Regions from separate parts of the Homo sapiens genome. Here all the other regions are linked to region 2. A link is a loop called in an ENCODE intact Hi-C map of the cell type or tissue named here. Cell type or tissue: A673. All regions are shown on one strand.

What was found. Hi-C counts contacts between places; a loop is a spot of excess contacts. Peaks named below come from ENCODE experiments on the same cell type or tissue, not always from the same donor. Only the 100,000 strongest peaks of a DNase experiment are listed, where the experiment ranks them.
Region 1: it touches region 2 in a loop (3-fold over the local background); 6 of 110 quality-filtered maps call a loop at or near these places.
Region 3: it touches region 2 in a loop (6-fold over the local background); 66 of 110 quality-filtered maps call a loop at or near these places.

The regions. Positions count from the first base shown.
Region 1 is chr21:36,695,374-36,703,373 of GRCh38, reverse strand. It overlaps SIM2 (SIM bHLH transcription factor 2), which reads right to left and starts at 4,259. Exons shown (of 11, transcript NM_005069.6): 1 at 3,453-4,259. The coding sequence starts at 3,627. LOC105369308 (a long non-coding RNA gene) reads left to right here and starts at 4,383. Exons shown (of 3, transcript NR_188246.1): 1 at 4,383-4,465. It overlaps LOC107985492 (a long non-coding RNA gene), which reads right to left and starts at 2,858. Exons shown (of 4, transcript XR_001755029.1): 1 at 1-2,858. RefSeq lists enhancers at 1,846-2,438, 2,439-3,032, 6,868-7,780. In A673, no CTCF peak of the experiment used is centred here; DNase peaks (open chromatin) are centred at 1,553 and 4,323; H3K4me3 peaks cover 4,940 bases; H3K27ac peaks cover 4,949 bases; H3K27me3 peaks cover 645 bases.
Region 2 is chr21:36,923,814-36,931,813 of GRCh38, reverse strand. HLCS (holocarboxylase synthetase) reads left to right here. Exons shown (of 11, transcript NM_001352514.2): 5 at 1,381-1,563. Among named protein-coding and RNA genes, the nearest start is that of HLCS-AS1, 39 kb to the left of the region's middle. RefSeq lists a silencer at 3,869-4,061. In A673, CTCF peaks have their summits at 1,957 (motif pointing left) and 3,998 (motif pointing right); DNase peaks (open chromatin) are centred at 1,963 and 3,963; H3K27ac peaks cover 760 bases.
Region 3 is chr21:36,636,718-36,644,717 of GRCh38, reverse strand. LOC105369308 (a long non-coding RNA gene) reads left to right here. Exons shown (of 3, transcript NR_188246.1): 2 at 1,712-7,927. Among named protein-coding and RNA genes, the nearest start is that of SIM2, 58 kb to the left of the region's middle. In A673, a CTCF peak has its summit at 3,675 (motif pointing left); DNase peaks (open chromatin) are centred at 3,607 and 4,357; H3K4me3 peaks cover 773 bases; H3K27ac peaks cover 4,233 bases.

The sequences.
Region 1 (8,000 bases), 230 kb after region 2:
TGCTAATGGGCCCATTTTACAGATAAGGAGACCAAGGCCGAGTAGCGCTGCATGACAATGGGGCCTCAAACCTCGCTGTAAATGTTGAAAACATCCCCAAGTCCTTGAACTGGCTACCAAGTGGGGTGCTTACCCTGGTTCTGGTGGTCTCCCTCTGCCTTGCACACAGGGACCCCTCTGAGTTCCTCTTTCTGTCTTAACAACTGAGGAGATCTATGTTAAAAGGAACAGAGGCTGGCAGCCTCCTGGGTGCAGTGGAGTGAGAACATGCCCCACAGGACCGCAGTGGCAGCAACTGGCCTGCTATTGCCCTTGCTACAGAGCCTTGGGAAAGGCCTGTGTCATGTCTGGCCTTAATTTCCCCAGGTATGAAGGGTTAATCTGGTGATCCTTGCAGTTCCTTAGGACTATGCTATTCTTTTTTTTTTTTTCTTCCTCCCAGAGTCCTAAGCTGGTCTCTAGATTCTTTACCCCAGCAATCCACTTGCTTTGAGACAAGACCGCCCTTGGCAGATCAATTCCTCATGGTATTTTTCACCTTGCAGCTGAGAGCCCGAGGCGATCTGAGAGCCCCTGCCACAGCCCGGGACCACCCTGGCCCTAAAACCTCCCTAGGGCCACCACCCTGACCCTGGCAGCTCAGACAGATCCTATTCCAACCCCGCAGCCATATCCTCCCTCGCAGACCCAGGTCCCCTGAGAAGAGGTTAAATCAATCAAGATGCCACTCCACTGCCACTCTTTGGAGCTACTGGAAGGGTGACCAGTTTGCATAAATGGACTCCAGTTTGCATAATGGAGGTCTTTCTAAACGCATCTTCTTCCTCTGCCCCAAGTTCCCAGCTTCCCTACTCCTCAGCCCCAGACTGACTGAGGGCCAAGGCCCCGGAGCAGCTGTCCTGACGAATTCCAAGGATATGAGTCCACCGGCTCCAGGTCTACCCCTACCCCAGGCATTGCACGAATGGAGGAGGGAGGGACTAAGCCACTGCTCCCTTCCCTTTCCGAGGGGGACCGAACAGGTTCAGGGCCCTTTCCAAAACTCTAGGGCCAAACAGCTCCCTTCCAGAGTGCCAACTTCCAGGGTCACCCCCTCCAAAAGACACACAGGAAGCCCCTCAACTGCTCCCAAACCTGCCACCAGTGCAAGCTGCTCAAGGCCTGACCCCCAGAAGGACCACCCCCGCCCAAACTCGGGGCCCAGCAATTCTGAGCCCAAATGCCTGGAGACTTGCTTTCCAGAGCCAGAACGCACAGAGCCGGTTTAAAGGTGGCTGAGCGGTACACCCACCACTTCGCATCTTTTAACAGGCTCTCCGGGAAATCCCTCAAACAGCGAACAGCTTCTGAGCAGCCGTGTCTTCTCGGCCCTCCCTTACTAATTTCTGGTTTAATTGAAATCATTGACCGCAAATCATTTGATCTTTGGATTGCTGCTTCGAAGGCTTTTTCTATTTCCAAAGGGGGCAGAAGGCAGTGAGTGCCCTCTCGTCCGGATTCCACACCTGCTTTGTTGCATGCGGTTAAGGAACGGCTCTTCCCAGCAAACCAGTTACCACCACGCCTCCCCGGAAGGAGACTCAGAAAACCGAATGTTCTTTTAATTTCCCCTAAAACATCAACCGGAGTGGAATCATCCCTAGTTCTCTGCCAAGGGGTCACCATTGAGCGGACAAGTAGCGACGACCTTGGGCAACAGCTCTCAGCTGGAGGGGCTGGGACTGGGGTATCTTTGCCACGTTCCGAGTAGGAAAGGGAGGAACCTGCCCTGGGCTGAAGGACCGCTGCGCCCGAGAGGAGAGCGCCCCGCGGCCGCGCGGTAGGGCCGGGTGGCACAGGAGAGGCCTAGGGTCCGCTTCCAGCCCCCTCCGCTGCCGGGTGCTCCCGGGTCAGCCCGCGCCTGGCTCCTGGGCCGGGGAGCCGCGGGGCTGGAGGCCGCGCTTGCAGACCAGCCCTCTGCGCTCCACCGGGGAGGGGCCGAGAAGCGCAGCTCCAGACCCAGCGGCCAGCACAAATAACAGGCTTGGCAGAGGCGAACGCAAAAGGTCGAGCTTTCCGATTTCGAGTAGAGTGCCTGGTGGGGATGGCGCTATGGAAGCGCCCTGCGGCCTAGGGACACCTGTCGCCTGCTCTGCCCCGACCGTCCGGCGCCCTGCGGCGGAAGTTGTCTCCCTACCTCGGCACTGGCTCCCGGGGCTCCAGAGGCCGGCGCAGCCCTCCCAGCTCCTGGGCCCAGAGGACCCACCAGAACCCTGAGCAGCGCGCCTCCCAGCAAAGAGTCAAATCCTTCGGGCCAGGCCGCAGCGACCCCGCTGGGAGCAGAGGCTCTGGAAGACGCGGCCCGGAACGCTTGGGACGCCAAAAACGCTCAGACCTGCTGCTCGGAGGTGCCTGGCCGGGCAGCCACTGTCACCAGCGGCAACCGGCGTGGGCGGCGGGGCAGCCCACCCAGCGCGCCACTATTTCTTCCTGTTCCGAGTCTTCCGCACCGCGGGTCCCAGCGCCCCTGGCCCACTGGCACATTTTCAATCCTGAAAAGAACGGCAGCGCTCAGCTCTGTCTGCCATTTTCGAATTAATCGGACCCCTCTCTTTCAGCCGGGTCTCAGCTCAGCAACGGCGGGGGCGGGTCTCTCCTGCCCGGACTTCCCGCACCCCAGCCTCACGAGAGGGCCCGGCTCAGCACAAGTGTTCGCTCTGTGGCCTCAGCCTGCAGTGCTTGGGCCTCACCGTGATCCCCGCTGACTCGCAGCGCCTGAAGCTGACCCTCCTTCACCTCCTCCAGAAGAGACAAAAAGAGGGAGGAATGAAGGAAAAATAAAGGGAATCGTAGAAAGAAAAGGAGGAAGGGAAGGAGGGATAAAGAAAGGAAGGGATGGGGAAAGAAAGAAAGCAAAACCAGAGTGAACTTCCAAAGAAAGGAAGGAAAGCAGAAAAGGAAAGAAAACAAACCAATGCATTGGCAAAGGAAGGAAGGAAGGAGGGAGGGAGAGAGGGGGCCAAGGAAGGAAGGAAGGGGAGAATGAAAGAAAGAGGAAGAAAGAAAGAAAAAGAAAGAGAAAGAAAGAAAGAAAGGAAAGAAAGAGAGAAAAAAATCCAAACCAAACCAGAATGCACTGGCGAAGGAAGGAAGGAGGAAAGGGAGAAAGAACAAAACCAGAAAGAACTCGCTGGCCGTGCGGGCTGGGGGACTGCCTGCCCCTGGAACAATTCGTAATTCGCCCTCACCCAGCCCTGGACCAGGAGAGGGTTTGGTCGCCTGGGCCGCCAAGGCCCTGGCCCCTCGCCCCAAGCCAGCGCCGAAGCCGAAGACCCTCACGCAACCTCCCTCAGACGCCCCAGCTCTGGACGCCAGGCCGCGGCAACCCCTCTGGGCGGGCTGGCTTGCGCTTCCCGCCTGGGCCGGGGCCGCCGGGCTCCCCAGCGTCCCCGGCCGCCCACCTGAGGCCTCACCTTCGGGGAAGACGGCGCGCATCTTCAGGTAGCTCGTGGTGAGGCGGATGATGGACGCTTTGTCCAGCTGCGAAGTGATGGCCGACGGCAGCGGGAGCAGCTTGGCAAGCTCGTAAAACTCGCCATTTTCCTTCTCCCTCCTGGTCTTGGCCGCATTCTTGGACTTCTCCTTCATCGCGCCTCGGCTCCGGGCATATTAGACCCGGCCGTGCTCCAGGCCCGCGGAGCCCCGCTCGGGCTGCGGCGGCGGGGATGGGGAAGGGGGAGCCGGGAGCCAGGTGAGTCCGCGGAGTGGGCCGCGGGCAGGTGCGGGGGGCCTCCCGGGGTTCCGAGACGCCTCCCCGCAGCCGCCGGGCCTGAGCTCCGAGCAACCCGGCGGCGCCGCCCGCCGCTGCCCGGAGCGCAGCCTCCTCCGGGCTGGACCGTCCTGCAGCAACCGGAGCCCCGTTCCTGCTCGCTCCTGTTTCCTCCCTCCTGCCTCTCCTGCCTCGGCCTTCCTGGGGGGTGGGGGCGGCCGGCGCGGAGGCGGAGGCGCTGCTTACTCCTTCGTCGAGTGCTCGAACCGGCTGCGGCAAGGCCCCTCCGGACCGGAGGGCGACAGGGGCGGCGGTGGCCGCGGAGCCATGGAGCGGGAGCCCAGCGGAGGGGAGCGAGTCGCAGGCGGCTGGGGCCGGGCCCTGGCCCGGGCGCGCTCTCCTGCCCTTCCTGGCGGCTCCCTGTGCCTGGAGACGCAGCGCCGGAGCCCGCGATGTGTGGCTAGGCGCAGCACCTCCGCTGTCCACGTGCGGCCGAGCCGCGTTTGTTTATGGCAGACCCGCCTTCGGGCGGAGCACTGGCCGCCTGGGTCCCGGAGGGGGGAGCGGGAGGGGGGAGGGACCGCGGCGGGGGCGGGGGCGGCGAATCTTGCCTCCGACCCCGCCGCGGCCCTGGAGTCACAGGCGCGCCTCCGCGTCGCTGCCTCCAGGGACTCTCCCGGGAGAGACCCGCGCGCTCCCGGGTTCGGGGAAGTCGCGGTGAGTGCACACGGCGCGCCGCGGGGACCCGCTCCTGAGCGCCGGTCGCCGGACCCCGGAGCTAGGATGGGCGGCAGGGAGGGCGAGGGAAGGAGGGGTGCCGAGGCCGCCCCTGTGGCTCTCGGGAAGGTCACCAGCAGGCGCGGCCGAGAGGAGGCGGCGCGACTCGTTGGCCAGGCGCCCTGCCGGGGAGGATCGAGCCTTCCGAGGGTGCGCTGGTCCCGCGTCCTCGCCCTCCCGGTGTTGCAGGTCCAAGAGCTGAAAAGGGGAAAGCCGGGAGCCCCCCTCCCCCCATTACACACACACGTGAAAACGGCGCGAGTGGCTCCGAAGTGACCCTTCTGCCCTTTCTGTCCTCGAAACACTAAGGTGCAAAGAGATTGTCGCCTTCTCAGGAGGAGCGGGAGGCCGCAGGGGCGCTCAGGCCAGGGGAAGGGAGGGGCCAGGGAGCCCAGCCGAGTGGTGAGGCCTCTCCCAGGGCGCCGGCGGAAACAGGGCCCAACTGCCGGGGCGGCGGCAAAAGCAGCCCGATTCAGCGCAGCCGGAATTTTGAGGAATCGGCGTTGGGCGATTAAGGGCCAAGGTCGCTGAGCCAGGGTCACAGGGTGGGCGCAGGTGGCGCAGGTGGGGCCCATGGTGATGGGGCAGAAGGCAATTGGAGAAAGAAGACTCCGTTGCAGACGCGGCCACTGGGCATTCTGGACTCTCCTTCAGGGTCATTTTGGACCTAAAGAGTCCTTTTGTCCCCCCTCTGCCCTCCCCTGTCCGGCTCCCGCAGCCTGGAAATGGGTGTGCGGCCCAGGAGTCCTCCGCGCACCCCTGCAGCGGCGGTCACATAACCCCACCTCTTCCAGGAGTGCAGCTTTCCCGGCCCCCCAGGCCAGAGACAGGCTCAGAGGACGCAGGGCAATTCCTTACCTTGGCGTCGAGATCATGTGGGGACTCTCGGCCGTGTGCCACAGGCTGCAGAGCCGTGGAGCAGTGGGGTGCGTGACCTGGAGGTCAGCAGGGGCCGGGAGGACACCGGGCCGCGGATGGGGGCGCGGAGATTTGGGTTCTCGGTGTCACTGCTCTCGCCACTGGCCCGGGATCATGAGCCTGCTGCTCCGAAAACTCGCCGTCGGACAGCGACTGAGTATCCGCTTCCCTCCCCTGGCCCTCCCCTGCGCCAGGAAGGCCTGGCCTTCGGCAACCGTGCCTGCAGCAGGCGCTCCTGACCTTTTCCAGGGACTCCTTTGAAGGTCAAAAGTTCGAAGGCGTTCGAAGCCGAGCAGGCTCCCTCCAGGGGCTGGAAGGTGTGCGCAAACCCGGGCTCTCCCCCTGCCTGTCCCTAGCCCCTTGCGGAGTCCACATCGTGGCCAGGGCTCGCAGGCTTGGTGCTCCGAAACCGCGACGCCACGCGAGCCGGACGCACAGAGTAACAGCGCTTTCCTTTGGGGTTTCGGATCCAGGAGCGCTTTCCTGTTGCAGCGGCTTGAGCAGAGGGCCATGGGCTAGCGGCGCGGGTCTCCAATGCCCAAGCCTGGCGAGTCGGACCCACCTCCGCGCCCAGGATCCCGCTCCTGGCTGCGCTGACAGCTGCCGGCTCCGGGCCTCTGGGAGAAGGAGCTCCAAGGGGTTAGAGGCTACGGACCCAGCCCCTGCCGCAGCTTCCGCAGGCGGCCCCCTGAGCCCGCTCTGGCACCTCCTGGGCTTCGGGAGGATTTAATGCGTTTCTCACCCCCACGGCTTCCGACCCTCAATTATGGACCCGGGAGAATTCCTCCTGGGCTTGAAAGGGATTACCCAGATCGCAGAAACATGGCTAAGTGGAAGTGGGAGAAACCCGACAAGTAACAAGAACGGAAACTTTCCTCAAGGCAAATTTCCCGGATTTTACGGGAAAGCGCACTTATCTTCCCAGGGACAGCCTCTGTTCACGTGTCCGCGAGGCAGGTTCGAAGCGCGCTACGGGAGGCAGAGCAATGCCGTGTTTGAAGACTGGAAGATACGTGGGTGTGAGATACCTCCAGGCCCAACGCCTGCCCAGCAGCTGCCCAAGCAGACGTTGTGTACTCGGCTCCCCCAAGCACATCCTTTCGCCGTACACGCGCGCGCGCGCACACACACACACACATCCACACACACACGCAGCTGTGGCTCTGGGGTCCCTGATGGCACCACGCAAAGTACCAGAAGTACACGGGCACCGCACCTCGAGGTTTCCCAGGTAGGAAGGACAGGGATGCCTCTGTGGAATTGTGAAGGAAGAAACCCAACCCTTGGTGGGGGCCGTCCCGGAGCTCTCCCTGCTGGAGGGGGAGCCTCGGGCCCTCGGAAAAGGACACTTAGAGCTAATACCCACAGGCCGTATGTGGGATAGTTAGTATGAAGCTGGAAGCTCTGTTGGAATGGAAAAGTACCGGGCAGGTGCTCACTAGAGTGGTCAGGAGCATCGGCGGTGACCGCAGATTGGGACACCTCCTATGTCTTTCCCTTCTGGCGCGGGGAGAAGAAATTCCTGGTCCAGGTATTGGGCCTAAAGCCGAACGCCCAGCTCAGAAAGCCCGGACCAGCCTCGCGGGCCCCAGGGGGGAGGCAGAGATGGAGCGCACGACCCCCGAGTCCGAGGCACCGTTCTAAATGGCGGTTCACCCACTGGCCCCAAAGGAGCCTGAAGAGTAGGGAATGAAAGGAGACTGGGGGCTGGAAAAGGGCGGTGTGGAGACGGGTCGGACGCATTGAGGTCCGGACCTCTCAGTACGTCCCCACCCGCAGTCTGTCCCACTGCGCGTGCGAGCAAGCCGCCTCGTACCCCACCTCTTAGAAATGTTCCATTAGGAAACTTATCTGGAAGAAATTCAGGCCCCAAGAGGAACGAGGCGGGCCCGGATCGCCTCACATCTGCTTGGATTTTCCGCTTCAGATGCTCCGCAACTGTTCTTCCCCAGGCCGCGCCGGCGCCTACCTGCGATCCATCCCCAGCGGAAGCCGACTCGGGAGAGATCAAGGGAAGAACTCCGGCCGTTCCCCGCGGGATGGGAGAGGCTATTGCAGTGGCAGCAGGAGATCAGAGACCTTGTCACTAAGGAGGTGGGGGAGGGGGAAGAATTTCCAACCTCTGAAGTGGAGTTTAAGAACTTCCACTGCCCCAGCAAGCAGAGGCAACAGAAAATCCAGGACTGCGTTGATTCAAGCCTATTTGGTTTATACGCTCTTGTCTACATCCGCAATCAGTTATGATATGGTTACTCCAGAAAAGTCCGCTTGGCCCAGCATCACATATATGACCTTTTCATGGCTGAGAGGATTTTTGGTCTGGGCTATCTGAAAGAATTCCTCGATTTTTCACTCCTTTCCATGTGTAAACCCTGTGGAGACGTCACCAATTGTCCTTGGGGTCATTGCTACTTCCAGAAAGGACCGGGGGACAATTACAGTATTACTACCCACAGCTTACAAATAATTACAGGTATCCAGACCAAGTCGGAAATAATTTATTCCTGCAGAGGCCAAGACCCTAATTCGTTCTGTTTGCTGTTTCCTCAAGTAGTAG
Region 2 (8,000 bases):
ACAACATTATTCAAGGACCTGCTGTTTTGAATTCCTGCAAACTCTCTCTCTCTTTTTTTTTTCTTTTTAAATGGTCGCACTTTGTTGCCCAGGCTGGAGTGCAGTGGCACGATCATGGCTGACTGCAGCCTCAACCTCCTGGGTTCAAGGGATCCTCCCAGCTCAGCCTCCCAAGTAGTTGGGACTACAGCCGCACCACCCACGCCTGGCTAATTTTTGTATTTTTTGTAGAGACAGGGTTTCACTATGTTGTCCAGGCTGGTCTGAAACTCCTAGGCTCAAGCAATCCTCCCATCTTGGTCTTCCAAAGTGTTGGGATTACAGGTGTGAGCCTTTATACCCAGCCTCCTGCAAACGCTCTTAAAATGATGAATAACGCTGCTCTCTTCCTAGGTATTGTTTTCCAGTTATGGCTAATAGGCAAAATGGAAGTTTCCAGCATGACCCATTTGCCTCCCTGAACTCACTAGCAATTAGGTTTTCAGCATAACTGTCTTTCTAGGTCTTTTTTTTTTTTTTTTTTTTTTTTTGCGATGGAGTTTCACTCTTGTTGCCCAGGTTGGAGTGCAATGGAGCTATCTCAGCTCACCGCAACTTCCGCCTCCTGGGTTCAAGCGATTCTCCTGCCTCAACTTCCCGAGTAGCTGGGATTACAGGCTCATGCAACCACGCCTGGCTAATTTTGTATTTTTAGTAGAGACAGGGTTTCTCCATGTTGGTCAGGCTGGTCTTGAACTCCCGACCTCAGGTGATCTGCCCGCCTTGGCTTCCCAAAGTGCTGGGATTACAGGCGTGAGCCACCGCTCCCGGCCCTAGATATTTTGTTCCTATAATCAAGTTAAGTAACTTGCGGAAGGTCATATGACTGATGAGTGTGGAACATCAGTACCTGGAGAGAGATGATGACTGTCCAGGGTCATTTCCACCGTGGCCTCTCAGCCTGACAACCAAAATTTGAGTAGGCTCTTTGGAATCGTTCTTTTGTTGGCCATGACTTTCCAGATATACAGCTTCAGAGTTTATATGCTATTGATAATTAGAAAAATTCATGTTCAAGTTTTCTCTTGTGGGTTATACTGTGTCCCTTAATTTTCAGAGGAGAGCAAAGCTATGAGCTATCTGGGTGTGATGTGCTCACTTGGAGAAGAAAACTGGTAAAGAAATTTTTTGGCCAGATGTGGTGGCTCATACATGTAATCCCAGCACTTTGGGAGGCTGAGGTGGGAGGATCGTTTGAGCCCAGGAGTTCAAGACCAGCCTGGGCAACATAATGAGATCCTGTCTCTAAATTTAAAAAAAAAAAGAAAAAGAAAAAAGAAACTGTTTTTCTCATTGCCTGTGAGTGCCCTCAGTTTACATAGTGCTATCTTTCCCCTTCAGGTGCACTTAGAACTACCTCCCAGCTCCAACATAGTGCAAACTCCAGAAGATTTTAACTTGCTCAAGTCAAGCAATTTTAGAAGATACGAAGTCCTTAGAGAGATTCTGACAACCCTTGGCCTCAGCTGTGACATGAAACAAGTTCCTGCCTTAACTCCTCTTTACTTGCTGTCAGCTGCGGAGGTGAGTTGTGGGCTCAGCTGGGCAGAGCGCGCTGTGACGTGGCCCTCTTCACAGTGGCGACCCGTTGCTTTAATTGTTTTATTTTGGTTGGTTTTGATTTTCCATTTCTGTTTTGACTTCGGGTTTGGAAATCATCTTCAAGATGTGCAAATATTCATTTTGTTGGGGGAGGATTATATATAAGAGAGGGCCAACTAGTAGAGTTTAGAAAGGTGTTAAGTCTGCAGGTGTGGCCCTTTCCACGTTAGGGGGAAGAGGGTCCCTGTGTCAAGAGTATATTCAGACTGTAACTTTATTCATTTGGGATTGAAAACATTTGTTTTGACTTGAGCCACTTTCAGCAAATCTTTGGAACAATCACATTTGTGCTAATGTCTGCCATCTTGTGGCAACAGCGCTCTGGGTTTCACGTCTGTGAGTCGTGTCTGACAGGAAAATGCCCACGGAGCTGGGAATGTGTTCGGGAATTCTCTTGGCCCATGCCTGCACTTGCTGCCTGTGATTGATACCTGGTTTTGGGCAGGTCGCCAGATTCTCCAGGTGTAGGTTCTTGCTAATCCCCCTGCTTGGCCATACTATCAGTTTCATAGTCATTGTGACAAATTATTTTGTCTATTTCTGTTGTCTTCTCTGAACAGACAAATTTGTGAGTTGAATGACATAACCATGTAGTTTCTGCAAACACCCAATAGTCTAGGTGACTTTAAACACTAAACTTACCTACTTTCTCTTGAAACAAACAAATTATACCTCTCATCCCAACATTTTTTAAAAAGGAGGCACTTTCTTTTGTGTTACACTGTGTCCCTTAGTTTTTGGAGGAGAGCAGAGCTATGAGCTATCTGGGTGTGATGGGCTCACTTGGAGAAGACAGATAGAAAATCTGAGAGCACTGCCAGTCCCCTAGACCTTCTCTGTCGCCTTTTCCTGGGGATGGAGGGCTGGGGCTGGCTACCTTAGCCAGTGCCTGCTCTGAGGCTCCCAGCTGGGGAAGTCCGGGAGTGAGGTGGCCTGGCCTTGCCCTTGGCAGAGCTCCCTGCCCTTTCTCGGAGTTCTGATCATGCTGGTCTTCGGACTTGACCTCCGGACTCTTGGACAGAGTAGTGGATAGGAAGAGTGGCCCTGCCCCAGGTTATTCTCTTGTGAGTGGAAGTTTGGAACTCTTGGCATTTCTGGTGTATTTAGGATGAGTATAACCTGAAATACCCATGTCAGGGCTTTGTATCATGTGTCTGCTTATATTCAAGCACACAACAGATGCTTCACATTTTTGTCCTTCCAGTTTTTTAAACAGCCTGGGGCAGTGGGAGGTGATACTTTTTCACCTGTTCATTGATCAATTGAGGGAGTATTGATTTCCCCTTTCACAAACTTTGGGAATGAAATGCTTGAACATGATTAAAGCAAATATTTGCTCTGTATACACATACATGGACACTCCCTACTAAGCCCCTTATTACATAATAACTTTGGAAAATAATTATTTTCAGAAATGTTCACTTCCCATTGCGGGCCCTCCACTTGGCCTTGTTGATTTTCTTGGATATCTGTGCTGTGGACTACTTTCCTCTCAGCTGCTTATTTCTGACTGAATTCTGCTTTACTTTGGGAGCCCAAGGAATGGAATGAGTACGTGTATGTTGTACATATCCTCATTTCTTAATGTTTATTTTTAGTTTTTGAGGCAGGGTCTTGCTCTGTTGCCCAGGCTGGAGTGTAGTGGTGCAATCATGGCTCACTGCAGCCTCCACCTCCCAAGCTCAAGCGATCCTCCCACCTCAGCCCCCCGAGTAGCTGGGACTACAGGTGTGCATCACCATGCCTGGCTAATTTTTAATACTTTTTGTAGAGACAGGGTTTCGCCATGTTGCCCAGGCTGGTCTTGAACTCCCGAGTTCAAGCAATCTGCCTGCCTTGGCTTTCCAAAGTGTTGGGATTACAGGCATGGCGCTCCCGGCCTCTTAATGTTTATTAACTCTGCTTAGGTGTCCTTGAATCTGCTGTAGAAGGAAATGGCAGAAGTCAAGGTTTTATATGATGTTTTCTTGGAATACAAGTTCTCTAAAGGATTATAGTGCAAATGAATTTGAAGGTGGATATGCACTGCCTGAGGTGGTCTTTCCGGAGGCAGCTGAATTCCTCCTGCATCTAGTCACTGTGCTATGGGTCAGTATTTATAGATCTGGACCACAGAGACTGGGAATGGAATTGGGTTTGTGCTTTGTATTTGGTTTTCTTTCTGGCATCCCTACTTAACAGATCTCAGTCATCCTCACGGAATTAAGTTCCATGGAGAGGATCTTGGCACCCAGTCATCTGCTAAATCCTGCCTGTCCATTTGGCTCATCGCCTGCCTTAGGGATTGGATGCCTGGGCTGGCTTTCTGCTTCCTGTGCCCTGCAAGACACTCTGTTGCTGGGAGTCAAAGATCTCTCACCACAGGGTGTCGCTGCTGAGCTAGGCTGCCTCGCATACAGGACCCTAGAACTATAAAGTTGTTCTTCAGAGATTTAATTTTTTTCTGTCTATATCAGTTTCACATAGTATAATTTTATAGTTTTCCATTATATTGGTGGCACTTTCTTTTGGGTCTGCAGAAATTATTTCAATGTCCCAGTTAATAATATTCATCTTTCATTCAACGTTTACTGTGTCCTAGGTACTATTATAGTATGGGATATGAAAGAACAAAATAAATATGCTAGTTATCTAAATAGTTTTACTGCGTACCAGCTGTGTTTACACAGTTTGGTGCCTTGACACTTGCTCTTTATGACGAATAGCGCAGAAGATTTATGTGCTTCTCCGTTACTGTGATATAACTGGAAAGAATAGTAGCAAGACCCAAAGAGAAAAAACACTCGCCTCAGCGACGGTCAGCCCTTGGCATTTGGGAAGGATGTGCTCGGAGACCTTCATCGACACCCAGACACCATGGTAGCGTGTGATTCCCACTATAAAACCCAGTCATGTGTGGCTCCATCAGTGTCACTGTGCACGATACCAAGAGGAAGCAGGGCTTGGCTGAGATGCAGGCTGTGGGCGGCTGAGCTGGGCTTCCTCCGACCAAGGCTTTCACGTTTAATTGAACCTCCCAGGAGCAGGATTGAAATTTGGGTCTCAGCAAAATGACAAAAAGTTAAACCATAAAACAAACACACAAACACACGTTTACCACACACCTATCTCCGTAGAAAGAAGACTGGGCCAGGTGCAGTGGCTCAAGCCTGTAATCCCAATGCCTTGGGAGGCTGAGGCAGGTGGATCGCTCAAGCCCAGGAATTCGAGACCAGCCTGGGCAACCTGGCAGAATTTCGTATTCTTTACAGAAGATACAAAAATTAGCCAGGCATGGTGGCGCATACCTGTAGTCCTAGCTACTCGGGAGGCTGAGGCAGGAGGATTGCCTGAGCCAGGGAGGTTGAGGCTGTAGTGAGCTATGATTGTGCCACTGCACTCCAGCCTGGGCAACAGAGTGAGACCCTGTCTCAAAAAAAAAAAAAAAAAAAGGAAACAAGACTGGAAGGAAATCTGGTATATATGGGACTTATTTGTGGTGGAGTGCTTAAGGGTGATTTTAATAATCTTTTAAAACTTTCTCTGTATTTTCCAAATTTTCTATAATGATTATATATATAATAAGCCAAATTAGTTATTAGTTATTTTATAATGAGCCAAATTGGTTATTTGTTATGAGTTATTTTATAATGAGCCAAATTAGTTATTAAAAACTAAAAACAAATGACTGCGTGTCATTGGACTTTGAAGGCATCTCACACATGGTCACACTTGAATGTTAAAAGGCAGGGAATCTCATAGGTGTTGATACTTTGGTTAATATTAATATTTGACATATTATTTAGAAAGGGTTCGCTCTGATAGTAAAACACGTGACTCTTGTTCATGGCCTGTGGCAGCTGTGACTTCCAGGGTTAACTGTGAGCTCTGAGTTGGTGTGTGGGGGCCTCCGAGCTGAAGCTGTCCCTTTGCTTCTGTGGGTGGAAGGTACCCCTGGGTGCCCTACCCCTGCTTGGATGTTCCAGTTTCTTGGCAGAGCCCTTTGAACTGTTTCTCCAAGACCATATATATGGGGACCTCTCCATGGCTTCCTCTCTGCAGATGTTGGTGGGTGAGAGACTGATACACCACATGGCTCACTGTGGGGTGTCCGGGGTGCGATCACCTGGTGGCCACCACATCTTCCCGCCACCAGTGGGTGACAGGCAGTCAGCAGCAATACATCTTTACTGTGCTGGGACATGAATGTTTTTGAGAAACACTGATTTTATAGAAGAAACATAATCCTTTCCCTTACAGAACACCAGAAAAAACATAATTCTTTTATATTTTATAGAAACATTTTAATAGATTTTATTTTCTATCGAATCTGATGTTCTAGAGAAAATGTAATTCTTTCCCAGTTGAGAAGCTAGCTGCCTTGTTTCTGTTTCTCTGGGTTCCATTTTCCTTTTTATCTCTGCCAGAGCAATGGCAGAAAGAAAGCACAGGCTGCCACGCTCTGCAGGGTCTCACTGGGAGGGGCAGCTGGCGGGTTAGGACCGGCTGGGACCTGAATCTGTGTGTGGGGCAGAGCCAGCCCCCCACCCTCCACCCCTGCAGAGTTGCCTGCCAGTGGACCCCTTTTGGTCCCCCCAGTGAGTCCAGAGGAAGCAGAAGAAGGTGGGATGTGCCACCCCTAGGAAGGTCGGCACCTTTACCTTGGGGAACTGGACGTGCTGCCCCCAGGAAGGTCGGCACCTTTACCTTGGGGAACTAGAGAGCTTGTGCATTGCTCCCGTAGCCTGGGACATCTGCTTAGGATCTGGGGAGCACAAGAATTTTTCCAAAATGAAAAAGCTTGGGAACCTTGTGGGTGTTCATCGTGGCCAACGGTGGCTAACAGTGTGTAGGTGACCTGAGAAACACAAGCCGGCTGGACTCTTAGCAGGGGTCCTGTGTCCAGCTGGGATCAAGATGTAGCTGTCACAAGAAGTGACAACTGGGTTTGTTACTGAAATGATCGGGCAAAATCACCATGAGGTGTGTTTGTGTGATTTTGGTAGTGGGGAGTTATGGAATGGGTAATACGTACTTAAAAACAGAAACTAGTTATGACATTTCATTTTGATTTAACCCCAAATTTTTACTGTGAAACTTTTTCCCCCCATAAAAAGCAGGTTTTGTTGGTAAGGATAGTTTAGATACTTGTAAACATATCAAAAAACGGGTACAGGCCCTTCTACTCCGGGAAGTCCTTTATGTTACTTTTTTTTAAATTGTATATATTTAAGGTATGCAGCATGATGATTTGATATACATGAACATACTGAGATGGAGCTGCTTTTCAGACGTTGATAGCTTTATGAAGAAACTTAGACTCAGTCATACATACCACACAGTTGTTCCTCCTTCTCTAACTGGCCCCTTCATGTAGCAAACATCTGTGTGCCTACTAAGTACAAGCCCTTGCTGCAGAAGTTTCTGGAAAACGAGGGATAATTCCTCGTCTTTGTGGCATGCGTTCTAGTTAACCAAGCTTTTTTACCTGTGTCGCCATCTCATTTGGGTCTCATAGTGACCCTGATAAGTAGGGCAGGGCGGGGAAGGAGTCCTTGCCCCCGGGAGAGGAAGCTGGCGTACAGGACAGTGAAGAGGCTTATGTATTTTTCGTTTCTGTTGTTTTTCTTTTTGAGATGGAGTCTTGCTCTTGTCGCCTAGGCTGGAGTGCAGTGGTGCAATCTCTGCTCACTGCAGCCTCTGCTTCCTGGGTTCAAGCGATTCTCCTGCCTCAGCCTCCCAAGTAGCTGGGGTTACAGGTGCCCATCACCATGCCTGGCTAATTTTTGTATTTTTAGTAGAGACAGGGTTTCACCATGTTAGTCAGGCTGGTCTCAAACTCCTGACCTCAGGTCATCCACCTGCCTCAGCCCCGCAAAGTGCTGGGATTACAGGCATGAGCCACTGCACCTGGCTTAATGTATTTTTCTAATGAGTTAATTAGAATTCTCCACTAAAAAAAATCTTTGCCTGCCATTTTTTAACATAGTACTTGATGTGGAGTCCTCCCCTTCTCCTATTTTTAATCCTAGTTCTGAGTCTCGAATGTATAGATAGGGCGAAGCTTTGGGCATAACTTTAAAATACAGCTTAAAAATAATTTTTAGAGATCCAAATTAGAGAGGAAGTCAGAATTCCAGGTGCACCTTGAATAGCTTTTGACATGTGGCTGCTGTGGTCTTGTGCGGCTGTTTTACAATACGGCACCGGCTAAAGGCAGCTAGCAGATTAAAGCAAACATTTAAAAGCTTTTATAGCTATGAATGCTTTTAAGGGTCTTTCATATACCTCTTTCTCTCGTTTCTTTCTTCCTTCGCCCTTCACCTACGCTGGAAATTTTTTGTTCATTTTGACTGACTTCCTGTTATCAAACATAATAC
Region 3 (8,000 bases), 290 kb after region 2:
TGGTGTATACACACACACACACACACACACACATATATACACATATATATACATACATATACATATATATATACACATATATATATATGATGGAATACTACTCAGCCATAAAAAGGAATGAATGAACAGCATTTGCAATGACCTGGATGAGATTGGAAATTTTTATTCTAAGTGAATTAACTCAGGAATGGAAAACCAAACATTGTATGTTCTCACTGATACGTGGGAGCTAAGCTATGAGGACACAAAGGCATAAGAATGATACAATGGACTTTGGGGACTTGGGGGGAAGAGTGGGAGGGGGGTGAGGAATAAAAGATAACAAATATGGTGCAGTGTATACTGCTCGGGTGATGGGTGCAGCAGGAGCTCACAAATCTCCACTAAAGAACTTACTCATGTAACCAAATACCACCCATACCCCAATAACTTATGGAAAAAATAAAATTTAAAAAAATGTCCTCCAAAAAACAATCTTTTGGAGTGCAATGGATGAGTTGTAAGGGTGGGCCACTGGAAGAAAATTAGCAGTTGGCACCTACCCGCTGTCTTGGGAGGCGGGGAAGCACCTCCGGGAGGTTGCAGGCTGGGCAAATGATGCGGAGCTGGTGGCTAAGTCTGCAGTGAAGCCAGGGGTCTTGGGAAGAGGAGGCCGCATGGGAGATGGGGGGCGTGACAAGACGAAAAAATCTCAGCTCAGGAAAAGAGGGGCCGCACCACACCGTATGCTATGCCCCTGAGGGGCGGCTGTGCCTCCGTGGTCCTGGGGGGAAGGAACCAGGCCTGCTGAGGACACGGTGGCCATGAGGCTGCATGACCAGCACCCTTCTGTAGGGTTTCTCCAGCTGAGAAATAATAAAGGTAAATAAAAATATTAATAAAATAATTTCTCACAAGTAAGAAATAATAAAATAATAATGACAAATGATGACTCAGTACTTAGTCATGGGACATTTAAATCAACTTTTATTTTTCTGGCAACTCATTGAACATGGCTTTGTCTTTGAATTAATGAAATTTGCCTTCTGCTAATCAAGAAGTCTCTCCCAGCCAGGTGTGCTGGCTCACACCTATAATCCCAGCACTTTGGGAGGCCAAGGTGGAGAGTCACTTGAGACCAGAAGTTTGAGACTAGCCTGGCCAACATAGTGAGACCCCCATCTCTACAAAAAATAAAAATAAAAAAATTAGTTGGGCATGGTGGTGGCATGTGCCTGTGGTCCCAGCTACTCCAGAGGCTGAAATGGGAGGATTGTTTGAGCCCAGGAGGTTGAGGTTGCAGTGAGCCATGATCATGCCACTGCACTCCAGCCTGGGTGACAAAACAAGACCCTGTCTGGAAACAAAAAACAAAACAAAAAATCTCTCCTGGAAACAGAAATGGAGGTCAGCAAGCCAGGTGGCATGTGCCTGTTGTCTCAGCTGCTTAGGAGGATTGCTTGATCCCAGGAGTTCAAGTCCAGTGTGGGCATTGTAGAGACCCTGTCTCTACAAAAATAACCAAGCAAACCAAGGGACCGTTTTGGAGAAGGGTGATGATCTGGGGCACATGGTGCCTCTAACTCTTGCAGAGATTGTCCAAAATCTTTAATGGTCAAATGACCCAGGTCTGTTTCACTCATTTTCCTAAGGATTGAAAAAACTCAAGGGCATATGGATTTAAGACCAGGCAAAATTCTCACCCTGTCCTTCCTCCTCTTGTCTTAGATAGACGCCAGCTCGAATGCCGCCTCCCGTCTGCTCCTGGTTGGGATCCTGTCTTCAAGTGCAACAGCCAAGCCAGCTGCCCACTCCTCTGTGTCCTCTTAGATTGTGCTCTGGGTGTGTGTCTTCTCTGCTGGATTAAGGAGCTCACTGGAGTGGAGGTGACTGCAGTCAGCAAAACACTCAGGAAATGATTGCTGGAGAAGAGTGGGGAAGGGACCCCACATCTCCCCTCTGCCTGCCCTCCCTTCTGCCTGCACCTTGCGGCCTCTCTTGCAGTGAGATGTGGCCGTGGGACTAGATTCCTGCCCATGGGAATGTAAGGAAGTGCCGTTTCTGGATATGGGACTCATGTCTCTGTGTAGGACTCATCTCCTCCATACTCTTTCCCCTTCCCCTGGCTGGAAGCAGGGGAAGGCAAGTGAATTCAGTCACGTAGACAACAAGAAAGCCATGGGGATGGGGGAGCTACACGGGAAAGGGACTTGGGTTTCTGAGTGACTGTGTGGAGCTGAGCAGCCCTCACTACTTGGAACTCCCTGTAAGACAGAAAGAAACTTCTCTGGTCTAAAGCCACAAGGACTTAGCTTTACCCCAAGAACAGAGCACACCCAGTGGAGCACTACGTCTAAGAAGTGTGAGCACCCACAGCATGGAGTGTGCCAGATTGGACAACAGACATTTCCTAAGATTGAGTGACTTTAGGAGAGCAGGGAGTGCCTGGCTCAGGCAAGGTGGCACCTTTGGGGGTCCCAGGTGGCAGACAGAGCTTCGCCCAGGTCGAACTGTGCATGGGCCCAGGGTGCTGGCCAGAGGTGGGGCGGCTGGAGTTCACAGGCCAGGCAGCCAAGGGGTTGGTCTGGCAAGTGGTCTGCCACCATGGACCCAGGCCTCAGACCAAACAGGCTGCTAAAGACACGGGTCCTCAAATCATCTGCAGGCAGGGTCTGGCCTGGGCCCCAGGAGTCCACAGGCAGGGAGCACCCTGGGGAAGAGCTGAGGATGCTGCATCAGAAAAGAGGTAGGGAAGGCGGGGCAGGCCGGAGCACCCACACATGCGCTGCGTGTTAGGCACATACACACACGACCCTATTTAACCCCCAACAGCCCTGACAAGCAGGTGTCATTGAATTCATTGTTGGCACCGTGGCTGTGGCACTGAGTCCAGGAGCCCTGGGTCCTCCTCACCACATCACCCTAGTTAGATGGGCAACTCATTTCTTCTTTGTTTATACTATGTGAAGTTTGGTTTCTTTCCATTTATTTGTCAAATAAGTAAATGTTTTAAAATTTATTTTAATTCTTTTTTTAAAGATAGGATCCTGCTCTGTTGCCCAGGCTACAGTGCAATGGCATGATCACAGCTCACTGCAGCCTCTAACTCCTGGGCTCACGCAATCCTCCTGCCTCAGCCTCTCAAGTAGCTAGGACTACAGGCACATGCCCCTGTGCTTGGCTATTTTTTTCTTTTTTCTTTCAGTAGAGACAGGATCTTACTATGTTGACCAGGCTGGTCTCTAACTTATGGCCTCAAGTGATCCTCCCACCTCAGCCTCCCAAAGTGTTGGGATTCTAGGCATGAGCCACCTTGCCTGGCCAACAAATGTTTTTGAACATTTACTCTGTGCCTGGAACTACATATAGTGTAACAGGGGAGGCAGAATATTAAACAGTTAACATGATAAGTAATGAAAATAGTGAGTGAGCATAAATAGGGTGCTCAGGGGAAGTCTCGTGGAGAAGGTGACATTCAGTTAGTAACTAATTCCCTTGGGAAAGGCTAATGCGAGAACACCGAACACTGTTTAAATGCATGCTCTGAGCTCTTCCCAGCAAAAGTTCTTTCTAAGTGGTTCTCAACAGGGGGTGATTGTGCCTCCCACTCCCAGGGACATTTGGCAATGTTCAGAGACATTTTTTGATGGTCATATCTGGGAGGGGTGCTACTGGCATCTAGTGGGTAGAAGCTAGGGGTGCGGCTAAACAACCCACCACGAACAAGACAGCCTCCGACGACGAAAAGCGATCCAGCTAAAAATGTGAATAGTGCTGGGGTCGAGAACCTGCCCTGGAGGACAGATGTGCTTTTGCTGAAGTCACTTAGAAGGCAAGGTGGCTCCATCTGCCCTTCCCCTCTGCAGCTTGGATAAAGGGTGGACCACACATTGTTCAGCAGAGCAGATGGGAGCGCCTGGCGCCCTGGGATCCCGCATCCTGGCCGCGGTCTGCCGACATGGGGTAAGGAAGAGAAAGATGATGATTTGTACTAACTGGTACAACCTACTGCCAAATCGCCAGGGAAAGCGAATGAAACACATCCCAAGAAACTCTGTTTATGGTGCAGGAAGGGTTTAGTGACTTTACTGCTCAGATTACCATTTGGATATCAGTTTCATCATCGTCAACCTCCAATTTCCTGTTTTGCTTATCTTAGAATGACTCTTTTAAAAAATGTTTGCACTGCTCAGATGGCTTTGGCTTCAAGTTGATTAGATATGGAACTGGTTTATAATGGATTAGAATGCAGGATTTGTTTGCTTTGTAATATTTTAAGAAAGCAATGAAAGAAGCGGCAATGACAGGGAGAGATATTGTATACTTACAGTCTGATTCTTTTTTCATTACCGGAAAAGACAACTAATTTAGGAATGTGGATTATGGCCCTTGGTCCCTTTTTGATTTGTGTTTCACTTCAGGGTTTTCCTGAGTTACAAATCCCTGCAGATTTGTGAGACTTAAGAGGTACACATGTACATTTATTTTTCCTTTTAGCATTTTTTTTTTTAGCCTGCAGGATCCCATGGGGTTTTTTTCCCCCTCCTCCTTTCCTTTATGTGTTTCCTGATAAGCCAATCTGTGTACTGCTTTCCCTGCACTGTCTGTACAGTTGGAAGCATTATTCAAATGAGTCCTGTGAAACTGATGGCCTGTGGCCCCGGTTGTTAAACACCGACACGCTGCTCATTAACACTCAGCATCCGGATATCCTAATTTCAGCTCAGATTTTGGTAAATATATATTTTCTTGATCATTTCCAACTACCATGCAAAGCCACATCCTGTCCTCTCTGAGATGCTTAGAAGAGTGTATTGTGCAGGGACGGCTTTGCAGACAGGCAGCAGGAGGCTACACATGCTGATGTCGGGGCCAGGAGACCATCAGAGTAGTTGAGAGAGGGCTTGCTGTTGGGTCCAAGACTGAGAGCTTAGATTCCTGGGGCTTTCTGGGCCTCAGGGTTAGAGGTTGTCTTTGGCGTATTTCAATATAACCAGTCTTTAGGATCCTTTGATATCATTGTTAGAAACAGTAATGCGTAGTCATGGGCTGAGAACTTGGGACCAGGATCTAGGATTTTTGGTCTCTCAGCCCTGGCTCCCCACTTCCTGGGATAGAACCAAACCAGTGTGTATGGAAGTTGACAGGCACACTGTGCATTGGGGGTTGAGCTGTGTCCCTGCAAGAGATATGTTCAAGTCTGGACTCCTGGTACTTGTGAATGTGACCTTATTTGGAAATGGAGTCTTTGCAGATGTAACTAAGATGGAAGTTATAAGAAGAGGAAAATAGATACAGAGACACACATACAGAGGAGGACACCATGTAAAGGCACAGACATGCGGAGGGATAACAGCCATGTGACAACAGGGATGGAGACTGGGGTTACGCAGTTGCAAACCAAGAGCAACCATTAGAAGATAGAAGAGAGGCATGGAACCAGTTCTTCCTTTGAGTCTCCAAGAGGGAACCAGTCCTGCCAACACCTTCATTTTGGATGTCTGCCTCGAGAACCGTGAGAGAATGGTTTCTGTTATTTCAAGCCAGCCAGTTTGCAATACTTTGTGACTGCAGCCCTAGGAAGCTACTACGGTAGCTCATTAAGGGCAACAAAAGGATTCTTCAACTTCCAATTTTTAGGATAAAAAGAGGCAAATGTATTTAACTCAGAATAATTACACTGAAACTATTTTTTTTAATAAGTGAGAAAACATCAATAGCGGTCAAATGGATCCCATGAATTAGTCAGTAAAGGGGTTAGGGGTAGAATATAGGCATTTGTATTTTTAATCAAAATGAAGAACTAAGCAAGGCACAGATAGAGCCCCCACTCCAGGCTCAGTCTCTGGTGGTTACTAGTTTAGCGGGATAACTGGTCAACCTGGACAGGGCATGTAGATCAGTTTTGAATTTCTTGGTTGCACAGAATTTAAAAAGTTCTTGGGCCGGGCACGGTGGCTCAGGGCTGTAATCCCAGCACTTTGAGAGGCTGAGGCGGATGGATCCCCCGAGGTCAGGAGTTCGAGACCAGCCTGGCCAACATGGTGAAACCTCGTCTTTACTAAAAATACAAAAAATTAGCTGGGCGTGGTGGCGGGTGCCTGTAATCCCAGCTACTCAGGAGGCTGAGGCAGGAGAATTGCTTGAACCCAGGAGGCAGGGGTTGCAGTGAGCCCCAAGATCTCACCATTGCACTCCAGCCTGGGCGACAGAGAGAGACTCCATCTCAAAAAAAAAAAAAAAAAAAAAAAAGTCCTTGATTCACCACTGCCATTGAGACCAATAAAGTTTTCACTCTTTCACTAGAAGATTCTTCTTGAGTAGCATCCTTTCTCTTGCTTCTCTTAGCTCAGCTTTAACATAATTCTAATGGTGCTGTTAGTTGACAGTGAACAACTCACACTCAGTTCCCCCTGTAGCCACTTTTGAGTGGAAAATGCATCCAACTATTTTGTTAATCACAGCAACGTGGTGGCTGCAAGAAATAGCTTTCTGGTGCCTGGGAGTCTTTCTGTCCATCTCTAGGCCTCAATTTGTTAAGATCCCACTGCATATGAAAGACAGAAATAAATGAAAATAGCATTAATGCTTCAGACATGAATTGAGGACTACGGCGTATTGTTAAGTTCCATGACAGCGCCTTAAGTCTCAAGATCCAACATCTGCCTTGATAACTCTGGGCATTGCCACAATGGTTTATCAGCGCCCATTGTTTCAAATGGACCCCACTGCCTGGTCAATTGGGTTGCAGCTCATCTGGAAAGATTATACATGTAGGCACCAGCAGACTGTACAGGCTACTCTGGGCTACTTGGATGTCTTAATTTCAGGGCTTCTAACCCCCTGCCTACAAAATGCTGGTATACACTTTGGACAGAGATAGGTATCTACTGGGCATTCAGGAAATGTGATAACCTGGCACCTAGGGGGTATCTTTGGAGATTTGCCCCAGTGTTGATGAAGCCCTTGAAGAGATATCTTGAGCTAGCTCACACTATAGGTATGGACTTGCTGGAGCTGTTGGATGGGCTCATTGCCCATGAAATAATCCAGTAGAGAAGAGCAAGAGGTCTATGCAGGGAGAAGATGAAATACTAGAGAACAAATGGGTCACAATTCCCAATTAGCCGATCCAAGCAGTTGGTCAGACTTACACAGTAACAGTACCTGTATTAACCAGTCCTGTTACTGGTGCATATACAAATGGCAACCAAAGGTCACCATACATTAAAAGAAAAAGGGCCCCAAATAAGAGGACCAAGAGGATAAATAGAATAATTGAGGCCAGGGAAAGCATAGATTAATTAAGCAACAGGTAAGAACTTAAAACAAAATTCCTATCTGAACCTCTAATAAGTTTCTTAGAAAAAACTTAGAAGATATTACATTCATAAAATGTGAATGGTTGCTCTGAAAAAAAGAGCACTTAGAGAATAAGAAAGTTCTTGAAAATTAAAAACTTTATTACCAGAATAAAACTTCTAATAAAAAGCTTGGAAGATAAGTAAACAAAATCTTCCAGAATAAAAAGTTGGAAAATAAGAAAGAAAATGTAGATGACATGGAGGACCAATTCAGTAAGTACAGCATTTTATCAGATGGCAATCCCACAAATACAAAAGAGGAAAATTGAAAGGAGAAAATATTCAGAAAAAAATAATTGATTTGAAATTACCGGAGTTTTAAAAATGTACCAGAGCTGAAGAGAAACACAAGGATCAGCTAGAAAGTGTTCACCAAATGCTGGACAAGTATAACAGGTTAAATTTCACCCCGGGCACAATTTTGTGAGATTTCAGAACACTAGACATAAAGAGAAGATCCTAAAAACTCACAAATACAAAAAACCAACACCTACAAAGGGATGAATATCAGATTTGCATTGGATTCTTCATCAGTAACACTGGATGCTAGAAAACAGTGGGATAATGCCTTCAAAGTTCTGAAGGTAAGTGATTTAACCATGGATCTTTATGTCTAGCAATCTGTCAATCAAACGAGAAGACAAAATAATGGCAGTT